Regions from separate parts of the Homo sapiens genome. Here regions 2 and 3 are each linked to region 1. Evidence: chromatin loops called from intact Hi-C (ENCODE). Cell type or tissue: chondrocyte. All regions are shown on one strand. Links, peaks and the distances in the headings refer to the core of each region. The heading gives the core; the rest is flanking DNA.

The links. Hi-C counts contacts between places; a loop is a spot of excess contacts. Peaks named below come from ENCODE experiments on the same cell type or tissue, not always from the same donor. Only the 100,000 strongest peaks of a DNase experiment are listed, where the experiment ranks them.
Region 2: a loop joins it to region 1, with 2.3 times the contacts of the local background. A loop is called at or near these places in 5 of 110 quality-filtered maps.
Region 3: it touches region 1 in a loop (2.0-fold over the local background); 2 of 110 quality-filtered maps call a loop at or near these places.

What each region holds. Positions count from the first base shown.
Region 1 is chr5:95,278,474-95,289,041 of GRCh38, reverse strand. MCTP1 (multiple C2 and transmembrane domain containing 1) reads left to right here and starts at 3,948. Exons shown (of 23, transcript NM_024717.7): 1 at 3,948-5,186. The coding sequence starts at 4,467. RefSeq lists silencers at 4,600-4,659, 4,740-4,859. In chondrocyte, for the core only: CTCF peaks have their summits at 3,692, 4,711 (motif pointing right) and 4,926 (motif pointing left); DNase peaks (open chromatin) are centred at 3,859 and 5,082.
Region 2 is chr5:95,480,203-95,490,770 of GRCh38, reverse strand. It overlaps SKIC3 (SKI3 subunit of superkiller complex), which reads left to right. Exons shown (of 43, transcript NM_014639.4): 38 at 5,926-6,047; 39 at 8,140-8,298. Among named protein-coding and RNA genes, the nearest start is that of SKIC3, 69 kb to the left of the region's middle. RefSeq lists enhancers at 3,464-4,080, 4,081-4,699. In chondrocyte, for the core only: no CTCF peak of the experiment used is centred there; no DNase peak of the experiment used is centred there.
Region 3 is chr5:95,439,110-95,449,677 of GRCh38, reverse strand. It overlaps FAM81B (family with sequence similarity 81 member B), which reads right to left. Exons shown (of 10, transcript NM_152548.3): 8 at 2,981-3,116; 9 at 1,214-1,409. It also overlaps the pseudogene RTRAFP2. Among named protein-coding and RNA genes, the nearest start is that of FAM81B, 53 kb to the right of the region's middle. RefSeq lists an enhancer at 8,963-9,895. In chondrocyte, for the core only: no CTCF peak of the experiment used is centred there; no DNase peak of the experiment used is centred there.

The DNA of each region.
Region 1 (10,568 bases), core at 1,975-6,974:
CATTGTTGAAGCTGAGAATGTTCCTGCTCAGCCTCTTTGCACTTCATGTTTCCTGTTCCTGGAAAAATGTTTCTTCAGATTCACTATTTGGCTGCTTCTCTCACTTCCTTTGGGTTTCTGCTCAAATATTATACATTGTATAATTATACATTGTATAAATATTGTATAAGTGGCTTATACATCACTTCAACCTCCTGAATATCAATGTTTGAAGCATATTTAATATTAATCTAAGCAATAAATATCAATATTCGAGACAGTAAATTGTATTAATGAAAATAATAAAAAGAATAGCTAACATTTATTAAAGTCTTGGTATATGGCATGAATTTTGCTTTTCCTTGCTGGTGGCAATCCATCTTCTTGTTATACCCTGCCACCTGCACTAGATCTTAGCTCAGATGCCTCCAACAAGAAGTCCTCCTTGGTTAGTCAAGCCAGAAGTAATTCTTCACTTCCTCAGTGATTAATTTGTACCATTCACTTTCTGCTTGTGTTGTAGGGTTCTTATAAATATCTTCTCTTAAATATAATAAGACATTTGACAGAAGAGACCTTATCTAGTGTAGCTTTATATGATATACAATCTGTAGGACAGTCTCATTTTATAATCCACTTCAGATATTTAGGAAAAGTTACATATGCTTTTTCAAGATATGTAAATGAATTCATATGATGGATGTGTTATTTGGGATTATAGATTTCAGAACTCAATATCTCAGAGTATTTTAAGACAGGTAGAAGAGAAAAATAATATTAAAAAGTCAATTAAATGCATTGAAGACTAAATGAATTTAAGGTTGAATTGTGTAGCATTATCTCCAGTCTACAATTATAACAAACTAGAAACAAAATATTTTTCCTCTTGTTCTCTCTAGAGAATAAGATTTCTGGGTAGTCCAGTTTCTTTTTGTGCTTTCAGAGCAGCTTTATATTCAGGTAGTTTTTTGTGGTCTTGGTGCTTTCAGCTTGATTGGTGTAGAAAAGACAGTTTGCCTTGGGCTTTTGAAAATGATCTCCATATTGATTTAATAAGGGATTGATGCAGGTTTGGAGCGAAAGCCTCTGAAGTTGGTGTGTAGCTCGCTTTGTAAGACTAACACTACCTTGAATGGCCAAGTCCTTAATGAAGGTTTCTACTTATTTTGATGGAGATTTTCAGTTTTATAAAGCTCCCATATATAAAGCTCATAAATACTCCAGAGAGAGTTAACACTTAAGCCACCACCAGCTTACACAGTTAGACTTAGCTATGATATTTATAATTTAGCTGAAGAGTTTTAACTGAAACTTTAAAAGGTTTACCTGAAACTTTGAAAAGTAAGGACTAACACAGAAATAAAATACAGAGAAAGGAAACTGGAGTGAAGAGGAAGGAAAAGCCAGTGAAAAATGCCAACCCTTCTGCTTTCACCCGGTGGGGAGGTACCTCCATAAAGGCAAATGTGGTTGGCTTTTCTTATTCTGTGTGGAGAGTGCTTCACAGCCTCTGTGTTTACCTTTGCAGTTGTGAGCTTGCCCTAATGTGGACTCTGCCTCACCAGTCCTGACTTTTCCCTCATTTGCTTCTCAGAGGCTTCCTCAGGAATTAGGTGGGGTTGGCCAGAACAGAGCTACAAAGAAAGGGTAGGCCATCGTAGCTCTAAGACTGTTTCATTCTCTAATTATTAAGGTTCCAAAGGAAAACTTTCAGCAGCACACAATTTTTTCAAAAAAACATGCTTTATTATTGTTTGCTTTTATTTATACTTTAAATTTTAAAATAATTATGGACTCACAGGAAGTTGCAAACATACTACATAGAGCTCCTGTGTGACCTTCACCCAATTTCCCCCAATGATATTATCATACATAACTATAGTTCAATATTAAGACCCAGGAAATTGCCATTGGTACAACTTATCTTATTCAGATGTCACGTTTTTATGTGCATTCATATATGTATGTAGTTCTATGCAGTCCTATCCTGTGTATAACACACATTCATGTAACCACCACCACAATCTAAATTTGTCTCATCATAACAAATAAACTTCTTTATTCTGATCCTTTACATTTGCCCCACCGCTAACCCCTGGCAACCACTATCCATCTCTATAATCTTGTCATTTCAATAATATTATTTAAATGCAGCCCAGTGTTTCTCCATTCACGTTGCTCTTTTTCCAAAGCATAGTATTCATATACTTGGGAAATACTGGGTCTACCAAATAACAATAATATCAACTATATACAGGCACTGAGCTAAGTCCTTTTTCCACTTAATCTTCAAAATAGCCCTGTGAGGCTATTTATTAATACCTGGCATTAGTATTAGTAAATCACATCACATTACCCTCACGATTAAAAAAGACCTCTAATGTCTCCCAATTTCATTTAGAGGAAACATGGACTCTCACTCTGGCTATAGGACCCACTCCCTTAGCTGACCTTTTGTTTCACTACATCTCTTACCAACCCCACCCACCTTGCTCTACTCTATTTGGAGTGGTATCGTTCTGTCCTTGAATATGCCCAGTCAAGCTGCTTCCTGCCTCAGGACCTCTGTATCTGCTGTTCCTTCTACCTGAAATTCTACAGTCAGATCCGTCAATAGCTGGTTCTCTGTCCTCATTAAGTCTTAACTCAAAATTTTATCTTCTCAGAGAGACTCTCCCTGTACACATAATGTAAAAAACCAAAAACCTCTCCATATGGGGCTGCCAGATTTAGCAAACAAAAACATGACACCCAGTTAAATTTAAATTTCAGATAAATAATAGTATTTTAGTATAAGTATGTCCCATGCAATATTTGGGACATACATATACTAATATTATTCATTGTTTCTCTGAAAGTCAGTTTAATTGGGTGTCCTGCATTTTGTCTGGAAGCTCTTCCTCTGTAGCCACTCTGTTATGTGGTACCCTGCTTAACTGTTTCCATGGGACTTTTGCATATTAGAAATTCTGTTTATTGTCTCGCATCACCTCCCAACCCTCACCCTCACAATAAGCTCCATGTGGGTGGGACCCTGATGCCCTGTTCACAGCTGCATCCCCAGAGCCTATCACAGTGCCTGGTATATAGTAGGTGCTTAATAAATATTTGTTATAAAGGTAACAAAAACAAAACAAAACAAAAAACTTAGGTTGGTAACACCTCCAAAGCATACTGCTAGCTAGACAAGACTGATCAGTGTGCTACCGCAGCTTAGGGAACTCTCCCGTTTTCCCCATTTAGGAGGACGAAAGAGGCATTGTGTTGCTGGCCTTTCAGAAGTCTCTCCTAGCAGAATCAGAAGACCCTGGCTGAGCAGCTTTGGGAGAAGCAAAGTCTGAATGAGCTAAAAAGCCTTTTCCGTTTGCCTTGCAACAAGCAAATGAAGTAACCAAAGAAAAAATGCGCTTGAATGAAAAGAACAAGATTCTGTGCGTGCCGAATCGGATCAAAGGCAGTGCGCATCACCCATCTTCGTCCACCGTAAACTCCCTGCAACTTAAGGGCTGGCTTTATCGTCAGACTCCGGAAATGCTAGAACCTGATCATAAGAGACCAGTGCAGAGGCAAATAAAGAAAAGGGAGGGGTGGATGGGGATGAAGTCAAGACAGAAGAAATTAAACTCTCGTCTTGGACCCAGGGAGCGCAACGGGGCGGGGGCAGACGTCTTCAGCTTTAGAACTCCGTCGGGTTCATCGCTCAGTGTGGACGATCGGCGCCCCCACGAGACCCATCGAGGGCACATAGTTTCCACTCCAGCTCGCTTCATCCGACCCAGACGATCGCCAGCGCGGCCAGCGGCCAGCGCACAGCGAGCTGCCTGGGCAACTGTGGCCGGATCCTAGGGAGCAAGCTGGCTTCGGGCCCTACCTAGCTCCACCCGGCTCCTACCGGCCCTCCCACCTAGGAGCTGGAGGATGGTCCCGGGGCGCCCCAGGGGGACTGCTGGTCCCCGGAGTCTCCAGCCAGACGCGCCTTGTTGTGTGAGCCGCGTGCGCGCCCAATTTGGAGGCAGCCGCCCCCGCCGCTGACAGGTGCTGCCCAGAGGGCGCCGGGTGCGGTCCCTGGCGCAGCTGGACGCGCACGCCCCGGTGCGTGCAGCTTCCCGAGCTCGGTCAGAGAGAAGAGGGAGCCAGGGCGCGGCCTGGGGGACGCCAGTGGACTGGAGCCGCGGAGCTTCGAGGGAAAAACTTTGCAGGCGCCGCGGCCGGGATTCGGTTACGGCTCCAGCCCACCCCAGCAGGTGCGGGAGGAAGAGGCAGCGCCGGAGTCCCGAGGCCAGAGAGCCTCGGCGGCGGCGGCCGCTTCTTTCCCCCGAGCTGGCCTGAAGTCGCTGGGCACTCCCGGTTTCTGCTGCTGCGCCCGCCGCCGCCGCCGCCGCCACCGCCAGCGCCGCGGGGACCCGGGAGGAGGTGCAGCCGAAGAGGGAGGAGAAGCAGGAGGAGGAGGAGGAGGAGGAGGGGAGAGGAGGAGCAGGGGGTGGAGGATGGAGCCCCGGGCTGCCGCGGCGGGCGAGCCAGAGCCGCCGGCGGCGTCCTCCTCCTTCCAGGCCCGGCTCTGGAAGAACCTGCAGCTGGGGGTGGGCAGGAGCAAGGGCGGCGGGGGCGGGCGCGCTGGGGGTCCAGAGCGCCGCACTGCGGACACCCCGTCGCCCTCCCCGCCACCCCCGGTGGGCACAGGGAATGCACCGGCCAGGGGGAGTGGTGCAGGCAGCAGGTGGAGCGGCTTCAAGAAGCGGAAGCAAGTGCTGGACCGAGTCTTCTCCTCCTCGCAGCCCAACCTGTGCTGCTCGTCGCCGGAGCCCCTGGAGCCCGGCGGCGCCGGCAGAGCCGAGCAGGGGTCCACGCTACGCCGCCGGATCCGCGAGCATTTGCTCCCCGCCGTAAAGGGGCCCGCGGCGGCCTCGGGAGCAGCGGGAGGGACGCCTCCTGGCGGACGCTCCCCCGACTCAGCTCCTTCCTCTTCCTCCGCCTCATCCTCCCTGTCCTCCTCGCCCCAGCCTCCCCCGAGGGGGGACCGCGCCCGAGATGAGGGTGCACGGCGTCAGGGCCCCGGGGCGCACTTGTGCCACCAGAAGAGCTCCTCTCTGCCGGGCACCGCCTGCCTGGAGCAGCTGCTGGAGCCGCCGCCTCCTCCCGCAGAGCCGGCGCGGAGTCCCGCGGAGTCTCGGGCCCCGGAGACGGGCGAGGAGCACGGCAGCAGCCAGGTGAGTGCCGGTGGCGCGGCCGGAGACAAGGTGCGCGGGACCACGCCTCCCTCTTCAGGCGTTCACCACCCGGGGAGCGGGGGGCGGGGGCCGGGAGGCGGGAGGAGAAATGCTATTAATTCTAAGTAGATGAAACAGTCGAAAGAAAACATCTCGCTCTGGTTTAGCAAAGATGAAAGAGTTCTGACTTGCACCCGGACTTTACTTTTGGTAGAAATGATACCTGTCACCAGAAGCTTTCTGAGTAGTCAATGAAAAGTTAGACCTAAAGTGGGTACTTTTTAGAGTTCTCCTGAAAGGAGATGTCCAGCCAAATCTCATCTTGGCAAAAGAAAAAACTAACCCAATAACTTAAAAACAATTACGATCACGTGTGGTGGTGTGGAGAGGTACCATTGGAAGCAAATGGCTGGCGGGAAGAAATAGAAACGTGGAGAGGTAAATTATGGCACATGTGAGGTCCTGTGCCAGGGAAAGCATCATCTCAGGCCTGCATCCGGCACCCCTTTCTTAAACCTTCCTGCTGCAATTGGATCACCGCCCTTCAAGTGGACAGCGGGAGCGTCTCCTCCCAGTTAGTCAAATGCATATGTTCCTATGAGCCTTGTGAAGTTTTAATAGTCACCTGAAGCACTTGCTTTTTAAAGTATGCTGCTTTATACATCATGTTGATTGCTCAGACAAGAGTCAAGGTTTGTAAAAGTGCTTTTACTAGAAATTTTATGTGTGGGACCCACAATGTGTCCCACTGAATAGCCGTTTTTACTCCCTCAATTTCGAAGAGGCACTGCTCTTTTTGTAAATGTTTATCAAATCATTTTAATTCTAGAAAATATTTTGGAAGTTTCACTCTGCCAGAGACCTAAAGAACATTTTTCTCCCAATATATCTTAGTTTACTTACACTTTCTCATTGTTTTGACTCTGATTAATTATGTTAGATGAATGACACTTGCATTAAAACTTTAGTTATTAGTAGATTAAAAGCTCAGCTACAAAGAAACAGGCTGTGTTTGAAGGGTAAGATACGGGAATAGATAGGCTTTCAGTTGGAAGTTTTTATAGTTCATGGACTGATTTCTTAGTGTAGCTCCAGAAAGTAAAGCAGAATATGAATATGTTTTGTTCCTTAATAAACAAAATTGCTTGCTGTAAGCAAACACCTGATGATCCAGAAAAATATTTTATTCTCAGAAGAGTAAGTAGAGATAATAGTGACAAAAAGACCAAATACATTTACCTTTCCTGTCATCTTGAAAGTGAACTGGATAGAGCCCCTGTTTTTGGTTTTAAAAGTAAAGTGATAAATGGTTTTAGAAGAATGTTTTAAATTCAGTATAGATGAATACTATATATTAAAGGAAGTATTTATTTTTGAGCGTGTACATAATCCTAATGTAGAAGAATTTCAGAGTTGGGGAACTTTACATTTTTTTCTTTCACTATCAAGGATAATAGAATAACAAATAATAATTGAATTATTTTGAAAGGTATATATCATATTACCGTGAATGTTAACTTATTAAATCACATTACAGTTCACTGAACCAAGATATTTTTAAAGCAAAAATAGATAACTCTGAATTTTTTATGTTCCTTTTTGCCAAAAAGTTTTCAGAAACTGTCAATCTTTATTAAAAAAAACACTACTATGTAAGTATGAATTTTGTATACAAAAGATATAAACTTATTCTGGAGAAGATACTAAATTAACACTATTATGTATGCCTTCACCATATGCTGGGCATTTTATAGCCCTACATAGTTTAACCCTCACAGCAGACCTATGTGATTGTCACTTTACAGATTCGTAAACCAATGCTCACATAGGTTAAATAAGCTTTCCAGGGTCACGTAGTTAGTAGATGACAGAGAGAAGTTTTGTACTCAAGTCAGTCTCCAGAATCTTTTTCCATTATGACAGCTACCTTTGACAACTTTTAGAACTTGTTCCATTTTTTAGATGTCTTTGGTCTTACTGATGAAAGTAGAGCCTTGCAAGTTTACGTATATTCTGGAGATTTTTCCCCATCCCTATATACAATCAATTCTATGATGGATTAGCTATCATAATTTGTAATTTGTTCTGTGATGTATTGTTGCATGTATATTTTGTCACGAATGAGATTATCATGATCTATAACTCTGAAGAAGCTTTTCATTATAGAGAATCAGCATTTCGACATAGACATAAGAGAAATAGAAAAGCTAAAATATCTTTCAAAAAATAAGAGAAAGATGGGATATAGGCAGACAGAATGGTAAACCCTGAGGGACTTGCCCAATGCCAGACACAGTCCCAGAAAGAGATACCATTTTTGGTCCCTAGCGTCTGCTGCTCATGGGGCCTTGTTCTCTGGGAAGTGGAGAGATTTCTCTGTAATGAGTCACAAATAATGGCTTTCAGCAGCACTCTCTGACCAATGTAAAAGAGAGGATTTCTCAGTCCTGGAAATACCTCTCTGCCCATCTCAAAGGAGCCCGGCTCACCTCTGAATGGGAAAGAGGAAAAAATGGAATTGGAACCTGGAAGGGGATGCATTCAGCTGCTCAGGAGTCAGCTTAGCTTTGCAGCACTCTTCCAAGCTTCCTGAATATCTCAGAGATCTTTCCTTACTCTCTCAGCAGCTCATCTCCAAAGTGACCTGGGCATGGGAAAGGGGTGTGTAGCACATACAGATTTCAGCTTTATTCACAGTTCACAAGCACAGTACTCAAGAAAGAAACACAATAAAAGTATTTAATACATCTTTAGAGTGCCTAGATGAAAAGACTTTTCTTTCAAGGCAGAAATAAAATGTATTGCAAAAATAGGCAAATTGTTTAATTTTTTCTCTTGTTCTCTGCTTGATCCTGGCATAAGCCATGTTCTCCAACACACTCTCCACGTCTCCACCTCCCTAGCCCAGCACGAGGCCCCAACAACATATGTGCACGTACTCTGACAGTGGGTGGAGATGTTAAGCAAAAGCAAAGAAAAAAAAATCAGTTTGGACGGCTGGGGAAAGAGATTTGGGAGTCACGGGTATATATGAGTAAAAGTGAACAAACCAGGCTACTTTCCATGTGCCTGCTGGTCCTCTTGCTATTGTGTTTTCATTAGCCAAACACACTTTGCAATATGTATTAACAGACTTAATAATGCCTTGCTGTTGGGGGATGTGCATTATTTCAAATGTTCTGTTTTGAGAATAAGGAAAAAAAAATATCCCTTTCTTCCCACTGATTCTGGTTCACGTGTTGGGCCATATTGTCATACCAGATGCATTTCATTTTCTGCAACACAGTTGGAAAAGATGCTTTCTCAATTTGTGTGCATATCAAAAATATGCCAATTTTATGTATTCTGCCTTGACGAGTTACTAAAATTATGTTTTGCTAGGATCAGAAAGTCAGTATTTTAAGATAAAGAGTGAGGAATGAATACGTTGCATTTTTTTAGTATTTTAACAAAAGCATGTAGTGTTTATGAATGCTGAACTTTTATTTTTTTCTCTTTAAATAAATTTTGTTAAAATTGCTTTCACAAAGGATAAACTATTTTTGAAAAGAAGTAGGAAAATTATTCAGTGTATGTTAGATATGTTTTGAAACATAGCAAGAGGAATCTATTCATTGGGATAAGATTCCTACAACATATCTGTAAGCCCTGATAAAAAGTGGAAAAAAAATTTTCTACAATTAAGTCTATACATGAAGTGTATCTTGCTTTATTAGCTGAGCTTTTAAATAAAGCACATATTTAACAAAATGATTCAAAAACATGACTTGGGTTGATTTTTGCAATTTTTCAGATGTTTTTACTATGACTTCAAAGAACACAACTCCATCTTAAAGAAGGCACAGATTTAAAAACATAATTCCTATTATAAACGACTAAAGTCACTGAAGAAAACTAATAATATCAAAATCAAGCCCCTAAAACAATGTTAGTAGCTTTATACTGGTCTAGCTTCAGAAATGACCCCTTTCATATTGAAAGTGAGAGAGGGTAGATGAGACCTTAGGACATTTTGGAGCAGGGTGGAAAGTGGAGTTTGATGTGTGATAGCATTCATGAAAAGTGCTCGGATCATCAGCTTATTCCAAAGAAAGGGAGTAAAGAGGATGACATATTTCCCTTTAACCTTTACTTGCTATAATAAGTGTCTGGCAAATTTGAGTTGAACTATGAATCTTGCATAAATGGAAGTGTTAGCATGTAGATGTTATGAGAGATTGGCTTAAACTATAGCAAGTGTTCAATAAACATTAGCAATTGCTGCTGTGCTTGTTATTATTATTGGAAAGTATACTGAAGTTTTGCAATTGCTGCTATTACAAATAAGTGTGTGGTTGAAAAAAATTAACAGGGTGCTTTGCCATTCCTTCTTATTTAATTTAGGATATGAACTATGTTACTTGCAGTGTTGGAAAAAGTAGCCTGTGACAAATCAAGGTAGTACTGGTGACATTACAATTTTATACAGCAATGGAAAAAATCTTACATTATTTTTAGCAAGTATGTATGCATTATCATGAAGAATGAATATGTTATGTTGAGGGAAAAAAATGGGATTAGCAGATTCATTTAAAAATAGAACATTCTTCTTCCTCTTTCTTTTACCTCATTGTTTGAAAATGATTTCACAAAATAAAGGTTAATAATATATTTTTGATACCTAAAGGAAACATGTAATATGATTTCTTTGATCATAATGCTTATTAAATCATTTACCAATCCTGGTTAATGGAGTATAAATAATATGTCCACATAACTTTATAAGCATTGACAAAATCTGCAGATTTAGAAGTTAGGTTATATATATTTTTTCTTCTTGGTCTATATCTATTTATAATATCGTAGCAGGCATCTGCATTAGGTAAGCAGAAAATAATTTTTTTTTTTTTTTTTGAGACGGAGTTTTGCTCTTGTTGCCCAGGCTGGAGTGCAATGGTGCAATCTTGGCTCACCGCAACCTCTGCTTCCCAGGTTCAAGCAATTCTTCCACCTCAGCCTCCCGAGTAGCTCGGATTACAGGCATGTGCCACCACGCCTGGCTAATTTTGTATTTTTAGTAGAGACGGGGTGTCTCCATGTTGGTTAGGCTCGTCTCGAACTCCCGACCTCAGGTGATCCGCTCACCTCGGCCTCCCAAGGTGTTGGGATTACAGGCATGAGCCACCATGCCTGGCTTGAAAATAATTTTTTGAAACAGAAAGTTCTTTGCTTTAATTTCTTTTTGCTACCGGAAAACTTACTAAAAATCACATATTTCCCTGCCTCAGTAAGTCAAGCGTTCTAAATAAGACCATTTCTTGATAACTGAGGGTCATTATTTGCATACTGGGCTTTGTTTGTTTGTTTGTTTAATGTGAACGAAGTAGATATTATCCTAGAACT
Region 2 (10,568 bases), core at 2,670-7,669, 200 kb before region 1:
ATCCCAGCACTTTGGGAGGCCGAGATGGGCAGATCACGAGGTCAGGAGATCGAGACCATCCTGGCTAACATGGTGAAACCCCGTCTCTACTAAAAAATACAGAAAATTAGCTGAGCGTGGTGGCGGGCACCTATAGTCCTAGCTACTCTGGAGGCTGAGGCAGGAGAATGGCGTGAACCCAGGAGGCGGAGCTTGCAATGAGCCGAGATTGCGCCACCGCTCTCCAGCCTGGGTGACAGAGCGAGACTCCGTCTCAAAAAAAAAAATATATATATATATATGTATATTTTTATGAATATATATATACATTATTTAAATATATATATACATTATTTAATGAATATATATATTTAAATAATGTATATATATATATTCATTAAAAATCCATAGTAAAATGTTTGTACAGAAGTGTGATAAGCATATGTATTTTCTCTTCCAGATAGCTTAAAAGCCCAATGGGTTCTGTTAGCTGAAATCTTTGTTTTGTAGCATTTACTTACTTTGAGACTTTACCAGCATTTTAGGATAAAGGTGACCTGGAAAGAGTCCTTTACTGAAACCAGCATTGAAATTGTCCCATGATTCCTCCTGGGAATCTTGGTCAGAATAAGCTGTTAATCTAATCAGATTTAGTTAACATTGTTTTGTAAATCTATAAATTTCTTCACTGAAAGGTGACATAGATTAACCTACTTAAATTAATAAATAGATTAGCCTACTTTTGTCTTGGGACATTAGCTTTTCACTGAATTAATTTTAGGTTATTAATCATTTTTTAGTAAATGTTAAGCATCATTACTGCCTGTCTTTTGACTACTAGGGCAAATTAAGAAAAGTAGGCTTTTGTTTAATGGTATTAGATTATATAAGATTGAAATATTTTAATAAAATGAATTTATTAAGTGGTAATTCAGAAATACCTATAACATAGTTATTTTGAAGCCATGCTCTTCAGATTAAAAGAAAGAACAATCTACCTATTTTTATTTTTTATCCGCATTGACAATCTCTTTTCTTTCATTGGTTATGTTTAGACTATAGGTGTTTGAAGTGATTGTTGATATAATTGGTTTAGTATCTATCATATATTTTACCATTTTCTATTTGTTGCCTTTGTTTTTTGTTTCCATTTTTGTCCAACTATTTTTCTGTGTTTTGTAGTTTTAATTGTGCATTTTATTTGATGCTATTTTCTCTTCTTTGTTAGCATGTCAGTTGTATTTCCTTTTCTACTTTTTTTTTTTTTTTTTAACTGGTTGCCCTTTTTTACTGGTTGCAATATACATTTAGAATTAATCCAACTCCATTTTCAACTAACACTATACTGCTTTATGGATAGTGCAAGTCCTTATAGTAAAACAATCCTAATTATTGTCCTTTATGTCATTGCTCTTTTGCTTACACATAAGCATACGAGTCTGTATACATCCACACACACGTAAGCACACATAATCAAATACATTGTTGCTATCATTATTTTAGTTGTTTTTTTTTTTAAGAGATGAGGTCTTGCTGTGTTGCCCAGACTGACCTCAAACTCCTGGGCTCAAGTAATACTCCTGCCTCCGCCTCCCAAGTCATAGGTACAAGTCACTATGCCCAACTAATTTTTTTATTTTAGAAATGAGGTCTTGCTATGTTGCTCAGGCTGGTCTCAAACTCCTAGGCTCAAGCAGTCCTCCTGTTTTGGCCTCCTAAAGTATTGGGATTACAGGTGTGAGCCACCACATCCAGCCTATATGTGTTGTGATAGGTGAGACTAGTTTCTTGTATGCAGCATATGTTGGGTAATTTTTTTTAATCCATTCAGCTAATCCATATATTTTCAATGGAAAGTTTAATTCATTTACATTCAAGGTTGTCATTGATGTGTGTTGCCTTATTTCTGTTGTTTAATTAGTTGATTTTTTTTTTGGTATATTCTTTATTTCTTTCTCTCTTTATTGTGTGTTATTGTATTTTGGTGCTTTTCTGTAGTGGTACCATTTGTGTCCTTTCTCTTCCTCTTTTGTATGTTTGCTTTACCAGTGAGTTTTTACTTTTGTGTGTTTTCATGATGGTAAATGTTGTCTGTTCTCTTTTAGGTTTAGATTCCATTGAGCATTTCTTGTAGGACTGGTCTAGTGGTGATATTCAACTTTTACTTGTCTGGGAAAACTTTATTTTCCCTTCATTTATGAAGAATAACTTTGCTGGGTATAGTGTCCTTGGCTGACAGTTTTTTTCTTTTCAGCAGTTTGGATATATTATCTTATTCTCTACTGGCCTGTAAGATTTCTGCTGACAGATCTGCTGTTAGTCTGATGGGTGTTCATTTATAAGTAGTATGCTCTTCTCTTTATGTTTTTAGTATTCTCTCTTTGTCTTTGACTTTTGATGGGTTATCTATAGTGTGCCATGGAGAACATCTTTTGGAATTGTAAATATTTGTGCATCTCTAAGCCTCCTCATGTTTTCAGATGTCTAAATCTCTTGCTAGAATTGGGATATTTTCATCTATTATTTTGTTAAATAGTTTTTTTAAACAAAATAATTATGTTTTCTTTTTGCCTTCTAGGACACTGAAAATTTAAATATTTGGGTGTTTTATGGTGTTCCATATGTCATGTAGGCTTTGCTTATTCTTTTACATTTTTGTCTCACTAGGTTGTTTGAAAAGATCTGTCTTCAAGTTCTGAGGCTCTTCTGCTTGATCTAGTCTGTTGTTGAAGCTTTCAGATATATTTTGTATTTCATTCAATGAATTCTTCATTTCTAGAATTTGTTTGGTTATTTCTTATGATATCCATCTGTTTGGTAAATTTTTCATTAATGTCCTAAATTGCTTTTTCTAATTTCTTTGTACTGGTTTTTAGTATTCTCTTGTATCTTACTGAGCTGCTTTATTATCAATATTTTGAATTTTTCCCCTAGGATTTCATAAATTTCTTTTTGATTGAGATCTGTTGCTGTAGAATTATTATGTTCCTTTGGAAGTGTCATATTTCCTTGCTTTTTCTTGTTTCCTTTGTCCTTACATTGATATATGCATATCTAGTCTAACAGTCACTTCCAATTTTGGAATTTTCTTTCGTAGGGGAGCACTTTTTCCTGAAGATGTATCCATGGTGTTGTTTGGGTAGGTCACTTTGGCTTTGATTCTGAATGTAGTCTCTGATTTCTTTGGCTGTAGACAGCATCAGTGATATTTGTGATTTCTTTGGTTTGTTAGGATGTACTTGTTAGTGGAGGCTTGGTGAAGTTATGGTGGGGCCTGGGATGCCAGATAGGCCAGTCTTTGGGTCCTAGTGGTGGCAGCAGTTGGCTAAGCTTGCCTGTCCTTGGATGCCAGAGCAATGTCCTGGTGTTAGTGGGTTTAGACAGGCCCATTCTTGTGCCTCTATTAGATGGATTGCCCAGGTTCCAGGAATGGCAGCATTGGTGTATTAGGGTTCTCCTAGAGGGACAGAACTAATAGGAGATATATATATGGGGAGTTCATTAAGTATTAACTTACAGGATCACAAGGTCCCACAACAGGCTGTTTGCAAGCTGAGGAGCAAGGAGAGCCAGTCCCAGCCCCCACACTGAAGAACTTGAAGTCTGATGTTTGAGGGCAGGAAGCATCCAGCATGGGAGAAAGATGTAGGGTGGGAGGCTAGGCCGGTCTTGCTTTTTCGTGTTTTTCTGCTTGCTTTATATTTGCTGGAAGCTGATTAGATTGTGCCCACCAGATTAAGGGTGGATCTGCCTTCCTCAGCCCACTGACTCACATGTTATTCTCTTTTGGCAACACCCACACAGACACACCCAGGATTAATACTTTGTATCCTTCAGTCCAATCAAGTTGACACTCAGTATTAACCATCACAATTCGGCTGGGTAGGTGGGTGTGTTCTTGAGTCCCTGGGCAGCACACGTGGTGTGGGTGATGGTAGTGGCAGTGGGACCAACCCTCTGGGACCCAAGCAGTCCACACTGGCATTGGTGGTGGCTGCAATGGACTGAGCACACCAGTCTCCAGGCCAACAATGTGATACATGTAAGTGAGTGCCAGCTGCGGTGTTAGCGGCAGATTGGATGGGCCCAACCTCAGACCCCAGAGGAGTGCTCAAATACTAATGGTGGTGGTCTGAGCTGGGCAATCCCGAGGCCCCAGGAGGGTATGCTTGGGTACTCTGGGGAATGGAGCCAGGCCAGGTAGACTGTCCTTAGGCTCCCTGGTGGTGCATGCGGGCCCTGGCTGTGATAGGCAGGGGCAGAGTGATGCCGGGCTGCCAGCAAATGCTTTGTTGGGAGCAGCAGCTGCTGCACTGTGACCCTGCTACTAGGTAGGGTGGGGTTGCTTTCAGTGTGAGCAGCCATAGGGTTGCAGCCTTCAGTGATGCCTCAGCTCTGCTGTATTCTAATGCAGTGGTAGCTGCAGGGCAGTGGAATTTGTTCTCAGGGCACTTGAATATGCATGGCTGCTCCTTACCAGCAGCTCATGGTGGTTGACAGTGGCTCTCACCTCAGCTCCAGCAGCAGTGGCTGTGGGCAGGGAATATCAGTGGGGCTCTAGGACTGTGGAGATACAGGGGCTGTTGGGCTGCATGGCAAGACACAGCCTGGTAGAGGGCTGGGCTCTCAAAATAGTGCCTCACTCTAGCTGCTTAGGACTCAGGGGTTTGTGGGACTCAGCGTGAGCTCCCACTTTGGACCAATGCCATTATTATGTACTCCCTATGTTAGTTTTAGGGCCTGCAAGGGTCACGAGGTTGTCTTATGGCTAGAATTATCAGAGTCCATGGTAGGAATGTAAACTGTTAGGGGTCTCTTTCCTATCCTTTCCCTGCATTCAGGAGCCTTTCTAGGCTCCCAGCTGATCCCAGCCGAGCAGACGACCTCACTCCCCTCTCCTTCCTTGCTTTTGGTGTTTCCTGTCACTTTTCTGTTGAGGTCCAGTGTGCTTTCTTAGATAATATATCTGAAGTGTGATTATCTACTTGCTATTTGGTTCCTTTCCATGGACGAGGCGAGCACCGAATGCATCTAATCAGCTATCTTGAATAGCTATCTTAAATTCACTTACTAGTGAATTTTACCAAATATTTAAGGAAAAATAATACCCATTCTACTCAAATTCTTTCAGAAAATCTAAGATAGTAACACTTCTGACATCTTCTATGAGGCCAGCATTACCCTAATACCCAAACCAGGCAAAGAACAACATTGCTTGTGAAGGTAGATGGAGAAATTCATAACAACACTTCACCAATTCAAATCCAGCAATACATAAAAATGATAATAATACATTATGATCAATTATGGTTTATCCCAGGAATGCAAGATTGATGTACCATTTGAAAATGAAGGTAATTTGCCATATTAGCACCTGTGAAAGATGCCAAAGAGTTTATACTATATGATTCCACTTATATGAAATTTGTGGAAATGCAAATTGGCCTATGTGACAGAAAACAGATTAGGAGCTGACTGGGGACAGGGGCTAAGGGAGGATGGAGTAGGTTGGGGACAGAAGTGGTTACAAAGGGACAAGAGGAAAATTTTGATAATGCTGAATATGTTCATTATCATGGTTGTGGTGATGGTTCACTGATATACATGTCAAATATCATCAGATTGTATAGTTTGAAAATGTGCAGCTTATTTTACATCAATTATATCATAGTAAATCTTTACATGTTTTCAGCAAATTATTTTATTTTTCTTTAGAAGTCACAATTATATGAGGCTTTGAGTTATTTAGCCACAAATACTCCTGCCATGAAACTTTTCAGAAACCTGCCACTTGTCAGGATAGTCTATGGTACATGTGGCACATGTAACTTTGAAAAACTGTGTATGGATGATAAGCCCAACGGTAATTTTTTAGCAACCAGTTACTCCTCTAAGAACACATTATAAATTGCAGAAGAAAGTAACATTGACATTTTTTGTTTACAGTTAAAGACGAAAAATTCTTTGAAAATTACAACCAGTCCCTTGAAAAGTGGTCTCTCTCACAAGCTGTCACTGGTCTAATAGACACAGGAAGAATATCTGAAGCTGAAACTCTCTGCACAAAGGTATTTTATGGAATGTGCATTGAAACTCATGGATTCTTATCTTACTGGGAAAATAACTTCAAAAATGGAATGTATGAGGCTAGATGCGGTGGCTCACTCCTGTATTCCTGGCACTTTGGGAGACTGAGATGGGAGGATCACTTGAGGCCACGAGTTTGAGACGAGCCTAGGCAACATAGCGAGAGGCTGTCTCTACAAAAAATTAAAAAATTAACCGGTCCTGGTGACACATGCCTGTAGTTCCTGCTACTCGAGAGGCTGAGGCAGGAGAATTGCTTGAGCCCAGGAATTTGACGTTGCAGTGAGCCATGATCACACCACTACACTCCAGCCTGGGCAACAGAATGAGATCCTGTCTGGAAAAAAAAAAAAAAAAAAAAAAAGAGGAATGCATGTTGTTTAAAGAGCAGGTAGTGGTGGTGATGACAATTATGATGATAACAACTAAAATTTATTGATTACTGTACTTGCCACAAACCAGTCACTGCATTTAGCATTTTGTATTTGAACTTCACAACAATCTTATATATAGGTATTTATTATTATCCTCATTTTTACAGATAAGAAAAACTAAGACTTAAAGAGGATAAGTAATGTGCACAGGAGCTTACAATTAGGAATGGATAGAGTTGTGATTTGAACTCACATTTGTCTGACTCTAGGACTCAAGCTCTTATTATAGGTCTTTAAAAAATTTTTTATTTGGGTGTCATTAGAGAGGCAGTATTTTCCTTTGATTTCTGATTGGTTCCTTCTTAATGCTATATTTTCCAGTATCCCTTCAGTTTTCCAAAGTTCTGGATCACATAGAATGACTGTGGAGATTGTTGAGTGGGTGACTGGAATCTACTCAGTAGTCTGTTTTTACATGCCAGGATTGGAGGGCTCTATGCTTGCAGGCTCTGTGAATAAATGTGTATTACCTTGCCTAGAACATAGTAGGGGCTCAATAAATATTTACTGAAAGAATGAATTAGTTTCCAAAGCTCACTTAGAAATAATGTAATGGTTAAAGAGAGTTTTGAACGTGACTTTTCCTGAAAACATCGTATTTCATAATTGCTTACCATGGAGGTTGTGTAATTTTTTTGGAAAGATCAGTATACATTTTACAGAGAAAGAAGAATGGACTTTTGAAGATTTCTTTGGTTCTTAAATTCTATGAAAAGCAGAGTGATACATTTTTTCTTTTATTTAAGGAATTCCATCTAAGTTCAGGACAGGGTATTACACAGTAAGTGTTTACTAAGCATAAATTGACAGTTGCTATGTGCCCTCTGATAGAATAAGTGATGCCTAATGAACCTTTCCTTGTCGGTTTGTTGTTGCAATCTCTTACTTAGAAGAAAGCAATCAAATAAATTTTAGAAATACATTTAAGATCTAATGAGTAAAAAATAGAAAAGTATGCTATTGAGGGACAAGCAATAAAGAAATATTTGAAACAATAGTGGGAGGACTTGTTTACAGAAATTCTTCATATATATAAAAATATATACACATACAGAGAATATAAGTATATACAATACATTTATGTATGTATGTAGGTAAGTATTTTAAGATAGAAACAGTAGCTTAAGGAAATGGGGAAAATAGGTCATTTTTCTTACTCGCAGTACTTGAAAAGGCTGTGCCTAGAAGAAAGACATGTAGAGTGAATACCTTTGTTAAGAGGTTAAGAAAGAAAAAAATGTATGCCTCTTTTCTTCTTACATAGTATAGTTTATTCCAGTATGGAATAGTGATAGCATTCCCACTTAATTTTATATTTATATTTTCTTAGTTCAACTATTTACTTACATTTAGAACCTAAATTTTTCAGGATATCACTTAAGAGTAAACTAAGTCAAAGGGAAATACATGTAGACTACAGTAATAGCATTACTGATTTTAAAGGTTATTTTAATGTAAAGTTTGATATTTACAGGCTGTTCATTGTTTTGTTTATTTAATTATTTGCAGTTGTTTTCTCTTTAATAAGAAAAGGTATAAACCTTCAGAATTTTATTTTCCCAACTTGGAGAATAATGCTTTTTACTTTTAACACTTAAGAACCTATTTGATGTGTTCCTCTTTGGGATTTGATTTCTAGAATTTAAAAAGTAACCCTGATCAGCCAGCCGTTATCTTACTTTTGAGACAAGTTCAGTGTAAACCACTCCTGGAGTCACAAAAGCCACTCCCAGATGCTGTACTTGAAGAACTACAAAAAACAGTCATGTCCAACTCAACCTCTGTTCCAGCTTGGCAGGTAAGTTTTCTCCTTTCTTACTTGAGTCCTCAATTAAAACACTTCATAATATTAGTTAATGTCAGGGCTATGCTCCATTTTTATTTGGCTTGCTGTCACTCTCACCATGTTATCTCTCAGTTTCAAGATCTAAAAGGTATTGTGGTTAGAGGAACTAAGGAAGTTTAACACTAGTTTTGGATCTGCTACAATGATGATTTAAAGCTTTTTAAGTTATTGATTCTAAATTTTCTCACTTTAAAACGGTGATGAAAATACTGTCTTTTATATGGGTTGATATGTTATAGACATTTTATAATAAGGGTATCATAATGGTGTTTAACTCTGCTTTTACAGGAGATATGTATAGTTTCTCCCTAGCTACTTTACAGATAACCTGTATTTAGTGCTTTTAGAAATAATTATTTTCAGGATTGATGCTTGAATCAACAGATCATCTGCTCTTTCAGGTGGCTCTGGTTATCCACAGTGACAAATGCACAATGATCACTGTGTGCTTTGTTCTTATTGATATTAAAATACAAGGAAGCACATAATTATTTTATACAATTTATTATATTTCCTCTGTGCCCCAGAGAAAGTATCAAAAGGGCTTTTTGATATAGATTTATAGACGCTTATTATCTTACTATAATTTGTTTTTTATTCTGATCTTTTATTATATCAGCTTTTTTATATCCCTGCTTTAGATAATTTGAAAAAATTATCTGGCATAAAATTACTGGATTATGAAAACTAAGCCTCCCTTTTACTGTAATTCTTTTTTCCCCTTTCTTAGAGTAAGTTTTCTGTATGAGATTTAGGATTTAAGATCAACATCTAGTTGACCTCAGAACATCTAGCTGACCTTAGATACTTAATCAACAACTAGATGTTGTTGATTTCATATTCATTATCAAAGGGAGAAATACATTGTCAAACTAAAAGGGAAAAATTGAAGGATAAATTATATCATAAGTGTATTAGTCTATTTTCACACTGCTGATAAAGACACCTGAGACTGGGCAATTTACAGAAGAAAGAGGTTTAATGGACTTACAGTTCTCTGTGGCTGGGGAGGCCTTACAATCATGATGGAAGGAGGAAGGCGTGTCTCACATGGCGGCAGACAAGAGAGAGAGCTTGTGCAGGGAAACTCCCCTTTTTAAAACTATCAGATCTTGTGAGACTTATTCGCTATCATGAGAACAGCACAGGAAAGACCTCCCCTCATGATTCAGTTACCTTCTACCAGATCCCTCCCATAACACATGGGAATTCAAGATGAGATTTGGGTGGGGACACAGCCAAACCATATCAATAAGTAAAGTCTTAAGAGACTGCATGTGTGTGTGTATGTGTGTGTTTTCTTTTATATTATGATATAATTCACAAGGAATAAAGTGTAAAAATCTTAAAAGTACTACTCTATATATGACATACCTGTTTAACACCTCCCATATCAAGATACAGAACAGTTCTAGCAACCCAACTGCTTCCCCTAGGCCTCTGTCAGTTGATCTTCTTGCTTGACTCCCCCCACCCCAAAACAAGGAAATCCTCTATTCTGACCTCTATTTAGTTTTTCCTGTTTTTGAACTTCATATCAATGGAGTAGTACTCTTTTGTATCTGGTTACTTTCACTCAACAGGATGTCTGTGAGATTCATTTGGTGGTTTCATGTACCATAATTTTTTTCATTTCATTTTATGGACATACGATAATATTTATTCATTTTACTGTTGATGGGCATTTGGGTGTTTCCAGGTTTTGTCTAGCATGAATAATGCTGCTGTGACCATTCTTGGTCATGCTTTTTGGTGGGACATAGGGTATATGTATGGTTAATTTAGTAGATCCTGCCAAAGAGTTATCTAAAATGGTTATACCACTTTACACTTGCACCAGCAGTGCATGAGCATTCCAGGTGCTGATATTGCTAGATTGTCATGTTTTTCCCCTATTTTGGTGAATATGTAGGTAATAATATATTGTAGTGATTTTAACTTGTGTTTACCTGATATCTAATGACATCAAACAACTTTTCGTATGCTTATTGAGCCTTTGGATATCCTCTGTGTAAAGTGCTTTGCATAATTTTTAATGGAGTCTTCATTTTTTACTTACTAAATTATTGGAATTTATTATATTTCCTGAATCTGAGCACATTTTTGGATATTTTTATTGAAAATATTTTCTTACACCTATGGCTGCCTTTATTAATGTTATTTTTTAATGAATAGTTCTTAATTCTGATGAAGTCTGATGATGGTTAATGCTTTATTGGGAT
Region 3 (10,568 bases), core at 2,424-7,423, 160 kb before region 1:
TGCATGTCTAGTCACTCCTGACCACAGACCTATCAAACCTCAAGGCCTTAGGGCACAACCCATTTGTTATTCACTGGGGCCTTTCACAGAGTCGTTTCTCAACACATTTTTATTAAAGGCATAAAGCAGCAAACCATTAATTTGAAGTTCCCCCTTTTTAGAACTCCTCCTCATTAGTAAAATGAAAGAACTTGCAGGTGGTAAATTCCTTTTCAGTTCACCCTGAAGTTTTACTAATGGAATAAGTAAAATTAAACCTCTGATAGTTAAACAGAAAGCAGAGCCTTTAAAAGAAGGGCCAGTTAAGTTTGGGACATGATTCCTGGCCAGATAATTCATTATTTTGATATGACGGTGGGAGGGGTATATTGTGAGGGTTGAATTTCCAGGCAGCAAATTCTACTTATATGCCAGGAACATCTGGCAGATTGAGACCCTCATGTCCTCCCAAGGCACCTCCAAGGTATCTCTATACAGGACCAAATTTGGTAGAATTTACACATGAATTTTTCTGAGATCTAGAAGACAAAAGAAAAAAAATTACTTGGGACTTTCTCTAGGAAAGAAACTCTTCTGAGTCCTGGTAATTCCCTCAGAATTATGACTCAAGGCAGATGGCTGCACCACAGCACCTATTCCATGTCCTTCCCTTTGAGAAATTAGATGAGCCTTTCAAATTAATCCTCTTTGATGTTAGCTCAGCTTGACACTGCTGCCATTAGCCTCTTCAAAATAAAAGCAGTCATTATACTGGACTCTGCTAATTCATCCCTCTTTCTCACTTCTAAAGGTCAGGTCTCCAGTCTGACATCTGTCCAAGCTCATTACTTGTAGTTCAATGAGAAGGGCATTTGATTTAGGCTCTTAATTTCATAACATACCCACAAGTCACGTCTTGGGTATGTCCAAGGATTTTCCAAGTCTGACAATTCCATGAATTAGTAAAAATTCCATGATCTTAGTAAAAAAAAAAAAAAAAAAAAATTCACACCAATGGCAGGCCTGTGACATTGCCAAGTGAAGAAAGTTAATTTATTTATATGCCTTCCAGTATAATACTCATATTCTATAGGATATTTAGAAAAGTGGAATAAATACATAACGATGTCACTAATGACAAGATTGATCCCTGGCCATTAGCTCAAAGTGGAAGACTGAGGGATTGAACAGGAAAGGACAGATATTCTTTACTTAATAAAAGGTATCTGCTCACCTGATTGATATTCATTCTGCATTGTCTCTAATTCACCCCAGATCTGCTTTTCCATTTGTTCCATCTTTTTGGACAATTTATTTTCCATATGCTTTACTTTACTTAGTTGTGTTTCCTGTTTCTGTGTGTTAATGAAATTCTCTACTTTGCTTGAAAGCTGCAGCAGTTTTTCTTCCATTTTATTTTCAGACTTTTCCTGTAAAAGAGATTATGGGATAAAACTTCAGAAATGTACATGGATTTATCTTTCAGCTTAGAGAAAATATTTTTAACATTCATTTTTCTATGTTAAGCATGAAAATTCAAACCAAGTTCCTTTGTATCTAAAACTGTGTTCATAAGTATAAGAGTTAATCCCTTTGGCCCTGTTCATTTGTAGTTTCTGGAATTCAACATGTAATGGAATAAAAGAAAAGGGCTGTAGCGTGGCCCAAATGCCTTGAGAATTTGGCATTTAAGTCTAATATTCAAAGACATTTTAGATACTGCTTTTCCTGAGTTTCTTGGACATACTCCCTCAATTTCATACCTCCACGTGGACAGACTTCGGCTAGAATAGTGACTCGCCATTCCAGTCGTTTAGTAACATCACCTGGACCATACCCCAGCCCCAGGAATTCTGATTTAATTGGTCTGTGATGGAGCTCAAGAACTGATAGGATTTAAGCACTCTCCAGGTGATTCTAATGTACAACCAAGGTAGGGACTGCAGAGTCAGCCTTAGGATAATCAGCTGCTTTTCTCCTCACTTCTCCACAGGGAATCTGGGAGCAGGAACTGGGCATGGCAGGTATGACCCTTTTGGTTCTCCTCTCTTTGGCCCCATCTGCCTCAGGAATAAGTGTTGGTGGATTCCAGTCTCTGTGTTCCTTATGGTGGGAGGTTTCTGCCTGCACAATGACCCCACGGTTACCTAGTGCTGCGTATAACTGGTAAAGGAATCTGCCTAATTCAGGAGTGAAGAGCTAGCAGTCCCACTCGGCAGCTGCAGTCTTACCACACATACTTCGATAGCCTTACCAGTGATAAAGCTTTATGTTTATCTCCAACTCTTGGCTCCTTTGTAACTCTATCAGCTGTTTACAAACTCAGGCTGGAGCTGGGGACATTATTTCCTGAGCTGCCTCTGCCTAAAGTCTCTCTACCTAAGTTCTCAAAACATCTTACTTTAGTCACCTGCAGGACTGGCAGCCATTGACCACAGTGATGGCGCTGTGCTGCCCTTCCCATTGGGTAAGGTGTGCTGGTTGCAGTGGGAGAGGGGACCCCTGAAATAAGTATATTTCTCATAAACCTTGGTAGCCTCACCCCAAAGCTTGGGGCTGTCTTTACATGGTCTGATCTGAAAAAAAGAGTTTTGAAAACTTTTAATCTACTAAGAGATCTTCAGAAAAGTCAAATGACTTGTCTGCACATCACTCAGGGAGTGTGCCTTTAACCACTGATTCCCAGGGGAGGCCCCAAGAGAGTCAGACTCTCTGGGTCTGGGGTGGCAATCTATTTTTTTTTTTTTAAAAAAAAAAACCTCTTCAGATTCTTTTGGTACAGGTAGAGCACACTCTGAGAAACACAGGTTTGCAGAGTTGGGGAGTAGCAAACAGGACCAGAAGACAGGCCTCTGGACTCCTATTGTGGTGTTTAAAAAAAAAAAAGTTACTGAAGCAGTGAAGATTACCATAAATGTTGAAGTACAAATTCCCAGACCTTTACTCACTGCTAACAAGGACTATGCAGGTGCTTGCTTCACAAAATAACAGAACTCCTCACCAGTTTCTCCTGTAGGACCTTCAGACATTCATTTATATGGCCCAGGTGGTCTTTTCTATATTTGAGAAATTGGTTTTCTGTCCATTTTTTATTATTCTCAACTTCTTCGTACAGATTACTTGAAAGTGAATGAAATCTATGGGAAAAAATGTTTTGTTTCATTTAAATAAGTTAATTTAAACATAAAAAATTAGTATTGAAAAAGTCTGCAGTTTTTTGAGGTGACGAGACTCAGTGTGTCTAGCAAGTATTTGTGGGGTGATGTGGGAGGTGCCAGAGGCAAGGTAAGTACACTCTGGGTTCCTGTCCTGAGCTTGAGTTCAGTCCAGCTACTGTTAACACCCCCTCTACATACCCTAAAATACAAACACACAGTGACAGGAGCACTGCTGGCTGGGAGCTAACCACAGCCACACTGAAATGTAGTGTTATCCATGCAGAATTCCTCTCATGGCCTGGGGCTCACTGGTTGTGTGTGGAGGAAATACTTTGATAAGTTCCCTTGTGGTGGGGATTATTACTCATGCTAGGCGTTGTCTGTCAAAGGCCAGATAGTAAATATTTTAGGCATTGTGGGCCATATAGTCTCTGTTGCAACCACTCAATGCTCCATTGCAGTGGGAAAGCAGCCACAGATATGTAAAGAAATGAGTACGGTTATAGTCTAATCAAACTTTATGTAATATTCACATGTTATGAAATAGAACTCTTTAATTATTAGAATGCATAGAAGCCATTCTTAGCTGTGGGTAAATGTGGCTAAGTGTGATAGTTTGCTGACTCCTGCTAAGTGCCGGTATGTGGCTGGGAGAGGAGCAGGGGCAGAGAGGACCTGCATTGTCTAGCAGAGGAGAGAAAGGTCAGAGGCAGGAGAATGGAGGAGAAAAGCCCCCAAAGAACCTGGGGAATGTGCCAAGGGGGACTTTAGGTTGCATTTGTCTCAGGCAAAATCTTCCATAAAGTCCCCATTGCTACCAATGAGTCTGTGTGAGTGGATTTTTTTTTTAGGGGGCATTTAAAGAGGCCTTGAATTACTCATGTGGGGCAAAAGCAGAAGTAATAGAGGTACAGGAAGGTACCTACGGGACCTATCAAGATGATGCACCATAGAAGTATTAAATAACAGAGAATGAAAGATTTTTAAGAATAGAAGTGGATAAAAGGGTTGGAATCATATATCATCAGTTGAGAAGTCACTGTAGAGTGGCCGAGGGTTTGAGGAGAGAGGGGAATCCAATCTGAATTAAATGAGGTATGGGACTGGGAAGAGGTAGGATGAGGGATGGGGACTTGTGAGTGGTTTCTGTGTGTGTTTTCTGCATGTGACTTGCTCATGATAAGATGTTGGCTTCAAATTCCCTTTTAGAATAGGTAAAACTGTTAGATTGGCAAGAACAATGTTTGTTATTGAAAATATTCAGACTGTCTTACAATGTATGGTACAGACAGTTAAAGTAATAATTGCTCTGATGTTTTCAGACAAAATTATATGCATATAATTTAGTTTGTGATGTTTATCATTGGAAATTAATTAAGTCATGCTGGACATACACTCCATATACATGCCTCTCTTGCTCTTTGGAAAAAGTGTTTGGGCTAATTATTAGAAAATACAAGTTCTGTGAAATCATTATTTTTAGGCTAATAGCTTTCAACTGGGGGCAGTTACCCCCCTCCCACCTGCTTGCCCCTGGGGGACGTTTGATAACATCTGGAGACAATTTTGGTTGTCACAACTGAGAGGTGTTACTGGCATCTAGTGGGTAGACACTAGAGATGCTGCTAAACATCTTACAATGCACAGGAGAGACTCACAACAAAGAATGATCCAGCTGAAATACCAATAGTGCCGACACTGAGAAAACCTGACTTAGATGATGAAACCAAGGAATGGGAAATGTAAGTTAATTTTCCAATAGTTATATTAGTTACAGTCTAATAGCTAAATTCTGATCTTTGTCCTCTGAATTCTCTCATTATTTTTGACACAGAGTGATATTTTTCACATAGATATGAGGCATATCTTGATTGACTGTTGAGTACCTCAACACTGAAGAAGATGGAGTTGGTTTCTATTCGTGTTCTTAGTCTAATCATGATTCCCAATCACCTGTGCTGTTGGTTAACAGCTGTTGGATCTCAGACAAATAAGCCCACCCACTGGATACGTAGACTCCCTCATTTTAGCCAATTATTTTCTCTATCTGGAATACTCTTCCTCAGAATATCCATTGGCTCCTGCCCTAATCTCATTCAGATTTACATTTATACACCACCTTAAAAAATAGAACTCTTTCTCCTTATTTGAAACTTCCTATTCTCTTACCCTACTTAATTTTTCTCCAAAATTCTCATCACCATCTGACGCACACTAATTTGTGTTCTATCTCCTCCACTAAAAGTTAAGCTCCATGAAAGCAAGAATTTTGCATTGTTCATGGCTGATAACAATGCCTGGAATATAGTAAGTGCTCAATAAATAGTTGGCTAAATGAACAAATGGGTCATTCTTTCTCATTAAGTATCTTTTATTAGCATTGCTGACAAATAACAAATCATAGATTTGTCAAGCTATTTAGAAATCTAATCTGCTTTGGTTTTCATCTTCCTTTCCCTGTCTCTGGTGGAAGTATTAATTAATAGTCATAGTTAAGGGGGCCAGTAAATCCCCAGATAATCAAGAGATAGCTTTACAATTGAGAATCCAGCCTTCAGTGCCCACCTTTACTGTATAACAAATAAATGAGAGCATTTACTCTTTTATCACTGATACAATATTAACATCCCTCTGAAAACCAAGGAAACATTAAGTATGCCCATGTAATATCTCTGGAAGGGCATATCAGTAATTGAAATTCTGAAATTAAAGCCATAAAGAATGAATTACTACTTATCCTTTTATTACAAGATTTGCTTTCAGCTGGGGATTAATTTTCCTGGTAACACCCAGAAGTTGGATTCTGTTGGTAGTTTATTAAAATTTGAAAGCATTTTTGAAATAGCAATCTCCTTGAGAGATGTAAAGAATAAGTAAAATAAAGGTTTGTATAACTCTTTTTCTTTGCATAAGCTTTTCCCGGACATAATGGACATGATTTGCCATAATATATTAATTACAGAACTTACAGTTAAAATCTCAGCAGTATGAATCTATCTTAGATGACATTCACATTTTAGATCCCAAATCTTCTATTTCAATAGGTGTATGAGCATTTCTATTAGATGTATACAGATAGGTGATGAGATAGAGCTTATTCTTTCCTTTTCCTCAAAACACAAAAGTCAGACATTTAAATTATAGCTAGAGACCTCACTAGGATGATGAGGGCTATTGGTTGTTTTTATGTTTTTAAGTGTTTATGCTGATTTAATCAAATTAAAGTACACACCGAGAGCAATTATAAGGGAGAAAATTACAAAACAGTGAAGGAAAGCTGAGTGAAGATCTACAGACATAGCAGGGCACAAGGCAGAGAGCTGCAGTGAGGGATTAGTGGTGAAGGCAGCCAGGGTCCGCCTTCCTTGGTCATGGATGACATACAGAAATGAGGATGTAGCTCTATCCTAGGCCAGTTTTGCCACTACACTTATGTCCCAAAACCAATGTCTTGTGTTAAAAAAAATCTGTTGAATGAACTTTTCCAAGATTTTGAATTCTTGGAAACTATTACTGCTAGCAGGCTCTCAAGAACTTAGATAGGGCTTTGACCAAGTGTGAATGTAAAAAGAATTAGTGGCCTTTCATTTGCTGATAAACAGAAGATATTTTCATTTTTGTAATCATATTTGAAAAAGAGCTTAAGACAGACCATATGCTATTATTTCTTTGGAGACTGAGTCTAAGATTCTAAGTTTCATATTAGAAACCAAAAATTAGTTCCAAGAAATACTGTTTTTCTACTAACTTTACACCTACAGGTAGAACTCTCAAACTAATTTCTTCTTAATGTTATGTGATTTCTAATTAGTGACACTAAAAATCAATTCTGCCTCCACTCTGATAGAAAGACTTTTGTTTCTTAGATATTCCAAATTGTTCAAATCCCAATACATTCACAGCCTGTTTCCCAGCCACCCAAGTCAATGTGGTCTTTCCCTTTTAAAAATTTCTGTGGTAGAATTAGTTTTCAATAGACAGAATTGTGAGATGGAAACATCATGAATTGATCAAAACAATTTGAGCTTTAGAGTCAGACACTTTCTAGCTGTGTGATTTTGGGCAAATTAATCTCCATGATTTTATATGTCCTAATCTTTAAGATAGGGATAAATAAGATCCACCCTGCAGAGCTGGGTGCATTGAGTATCTTCAGCACTAGTGGTTGGTAAGCATTCATAAATGACGATTACTGTATTTATTATTTCTGCCTATTGATACATCATCTCATTTAACATTGTCTTAACTTTTACTTTTCCTGTGTTTAGCTTTTCACTTATGTTGTTTCTTCTCAACTGTAAGTAGCAAGGATTATGTTTGGATATTCTAAAACACAGTTTACATAATATAGGTGCTCAAAAATCGTTCATTCATTCATTGGCTTCTACTTCTATTTCAATGTGTTGGGTGCTAAAGATACAAAGTTGAATTTGACATATCTCTGTACTGGGTAATTATTAACTTTCTACTGTGGTAGTGTTTTCAAAGTTGGATGATATTATTTGAGTCTATGCATTTGCTTCATTGACCAAACACTTTTTCTTTTCTTATAAATCACTGTCTACTAAACAAGCGTCAGCAGTAAGAGCTATCTAGGGAGTGACTGGTAAGTGCTGCCCCTGCCAAACCCTTGTTAAAAGACAGCTTTATTTCCTGATGGCCAAGACTCTTGCTGTGTAAGAACTAAGTAGGCTTAGGACATTACTTAGCAGAAGCTCAGAGGATGATCCTTCTGAGGAGGAGGCACAGTGGAGGGGTTCAGTGCATGTCTTTGTCGGATCTAGAGATCAGTGCCCAAATCCCAGCAATTCACTAGAAAAGTGTCAGAAAACACTGTAGCTTTTAAGTTCAATATAAGTTTAGTTGACCATTAAACTTGAATTTGTAAATGTTTCTAAATGGGAAGATTGCCTATTTAACCTTTTTTTTTTAATTTGCAGACATAGTTTTATTTATATTTATTTATTTATTTAGATACAGAGTCTCACTCTGTCGCCAGGCTGGAGGAGAGTGGCACGATCTCTGCTCACTGCAACCTCCACCTCCCGGGTTCAAGCCATTCTCCTGCTTCAGCCTCCCGAGTAGCTGGGACTACAGGCGCCCGCCACCACGGCCGGCTAATTTTTGTATTTTTAGTACAGGCGGGGTTTCACTATGCTGGCCAGGATGGTCTCCATCTCTTGATCTCGTGATCTGCCCGCCTTGGCCTCCCAAAGTGCTGGAATTACAGGGGTGAGCCATCGCGCCCGGCCAGATGCATAGTTTTAATTTTGAAAAATGCGCATGTAAAGTTTGAGGTTCCTCGGCTGCTGTTTCTGGTGCTTGGCCGTCAGGAATGGTGGCTATGGAAGCCGAGGCTCTTTGTATGTTTTAGCCGCTGGTATCATTTTGACAACCTGTCTTGACAGGTTTTAATTGTATCTTGGCAAGTGAGGTGACATAAAAGCCATCGTCTCGGGTTTCAATTTACTAATGAGGATGGTGGTGGAGACGGAATTACCTTGGCGTTTTGAAGGCATTTGCTCCTGGATTCCCTGCCAAGACACCTGCGAGTAGGTGTGGCACGGGGAAACTTTTTCAGTATTGCTCTTCTCTTCTCTCTCACATTTTCCATGATTGACATCTGGTAACCACAGAGGTATCCCGAGTGAAGGTGGCCCTGGCCTGCAGCAGCTCTGCTCTTTTTTTTCCCCTACTTTCCTAAACTTTATTAAAGAAAAAAGCACTAGAACATAGTCACTTTTCTGGGATTCCTCCCCGCAAAATGTGACGTTTGATTTTCAAACATGCCAGAAGTGGACATGGTTCCCAGTTGTACTAAATAGGTGAGAAGCTGAAGTCCTAAAGTGTTCATCTTCCAACTTTTCCCAGTCTGTGGTCTGTCCTTGGATCAGTAATAATTGTCTGAACAGCTACTATGGCTTCATTAATTTTTGTCTGTAGCTCTCTGAGCTCTTCTATATGCAGTAATTGCAGAATTTGAGCAGCTTCATTAAGAACTGCATCTCCTGCATCAAAACCAATAATATTTTGTCTAAAGCAACAGGCAAACCCTCTGTTTGATTTGCCTTAGCAACTGCATCCTGTCAGGTGCTCCTGAACCAAAATTCGAATTGCCTTAGGCATTACCAGGTAATCGTCATGACATTGAATCTGAAGCAGGTTAGCCTTCACACCAGCCTTAACATCAGGATTATTTACATCCAAATTGATCAATGGTTCTGCATTTTTAGTTGCATTGTCAGCAGTTTTTGCATAATCAGGTACTAAGTCCTTGTATTTTTCAGCATTATCTCCATATTCAAGCCTCACAGCTAGACCGAGAAGCCAGTCAATAGCTTCTTGTTGATCTTGAATCTTGAAAGGACTTGTCAGCACCTCTGAGACACTTTTCAAAGAACTTGTGCCAGTCTCTGCTGTGGATGTTTCTTAAATTAGCTGTCTTCAATCTTGTAGTGTCTAATTTTCTGGTCTTCAAGCCAAACAAAGGTTAACCTTAACCTTTGTTAAAAGACTTTTTTAGAGACCAGGTCTTGCTCTGTCATCCAGGCTGGCATGCAGTGGTGCAATGACAGCTCATTGTAACCCGAACTCCTGGGTTCAAGCGATCCTGCTTGCCTCAGCCTCCTGGGTAGCTGGGACTACAGGTGTGTGCCACGGTGTCTGACTAAACTTAACCTTTAATGTTATTAAAACACTTTTATTTAAAGTTAATCTCTTTATTCAGAGAAAGTTATTTCTTTAAAAAAAGTGAATTCTATACATTATCTACTTCATTTTTAAATGTATATGTACCTCAAAATCCTAATATTAGCAGCAGTTTACTTTTTTTTAAAGTAGTGGAACTACTTATTTTTGTTCAAAGTTAACCTTGTTAAAAACTAAATCCAATATACCAGATTGAAACAGAGGTCTTCTGATTGAAAAAAAAAATAACCCTGTCTTACTTTCTCTTTGAGCAAAATACATTTTCAATACATATCTCAGTCAAATGGTTAATATCTCTAATGTGAAAGAATCCTAAAAATTGATAAGACAATGACAAAAATCCCAATACAAAATTTGATAAATAATAATGGGCAATTCACAGAATATTCAAATAGTAAAAGGGAATGCAAATTAAAACAGATGCTTTTTTCATCCTTTGGCCAGTATTAAAAAGAGAACACATTCATCATTGGTTAAAATGTAGAGAAAGGTCTTCTCATACATTGCTGGTCGAAGTGTAAAACCCTACAACATTTTAAAGAAGAAATTTATAAAATTAAAATATACATATATATATATATATATATATATATATACTCTTTAACCTAGCAAGCTTGCCTATAGAAATAAAAGTGCCAGTATTTAAGGATATCTAAGGATATACACATAATACTTTTTTTGTTTCTTGTGGTAGTCCTAAACTAGAAATAATCCATTCAGCAA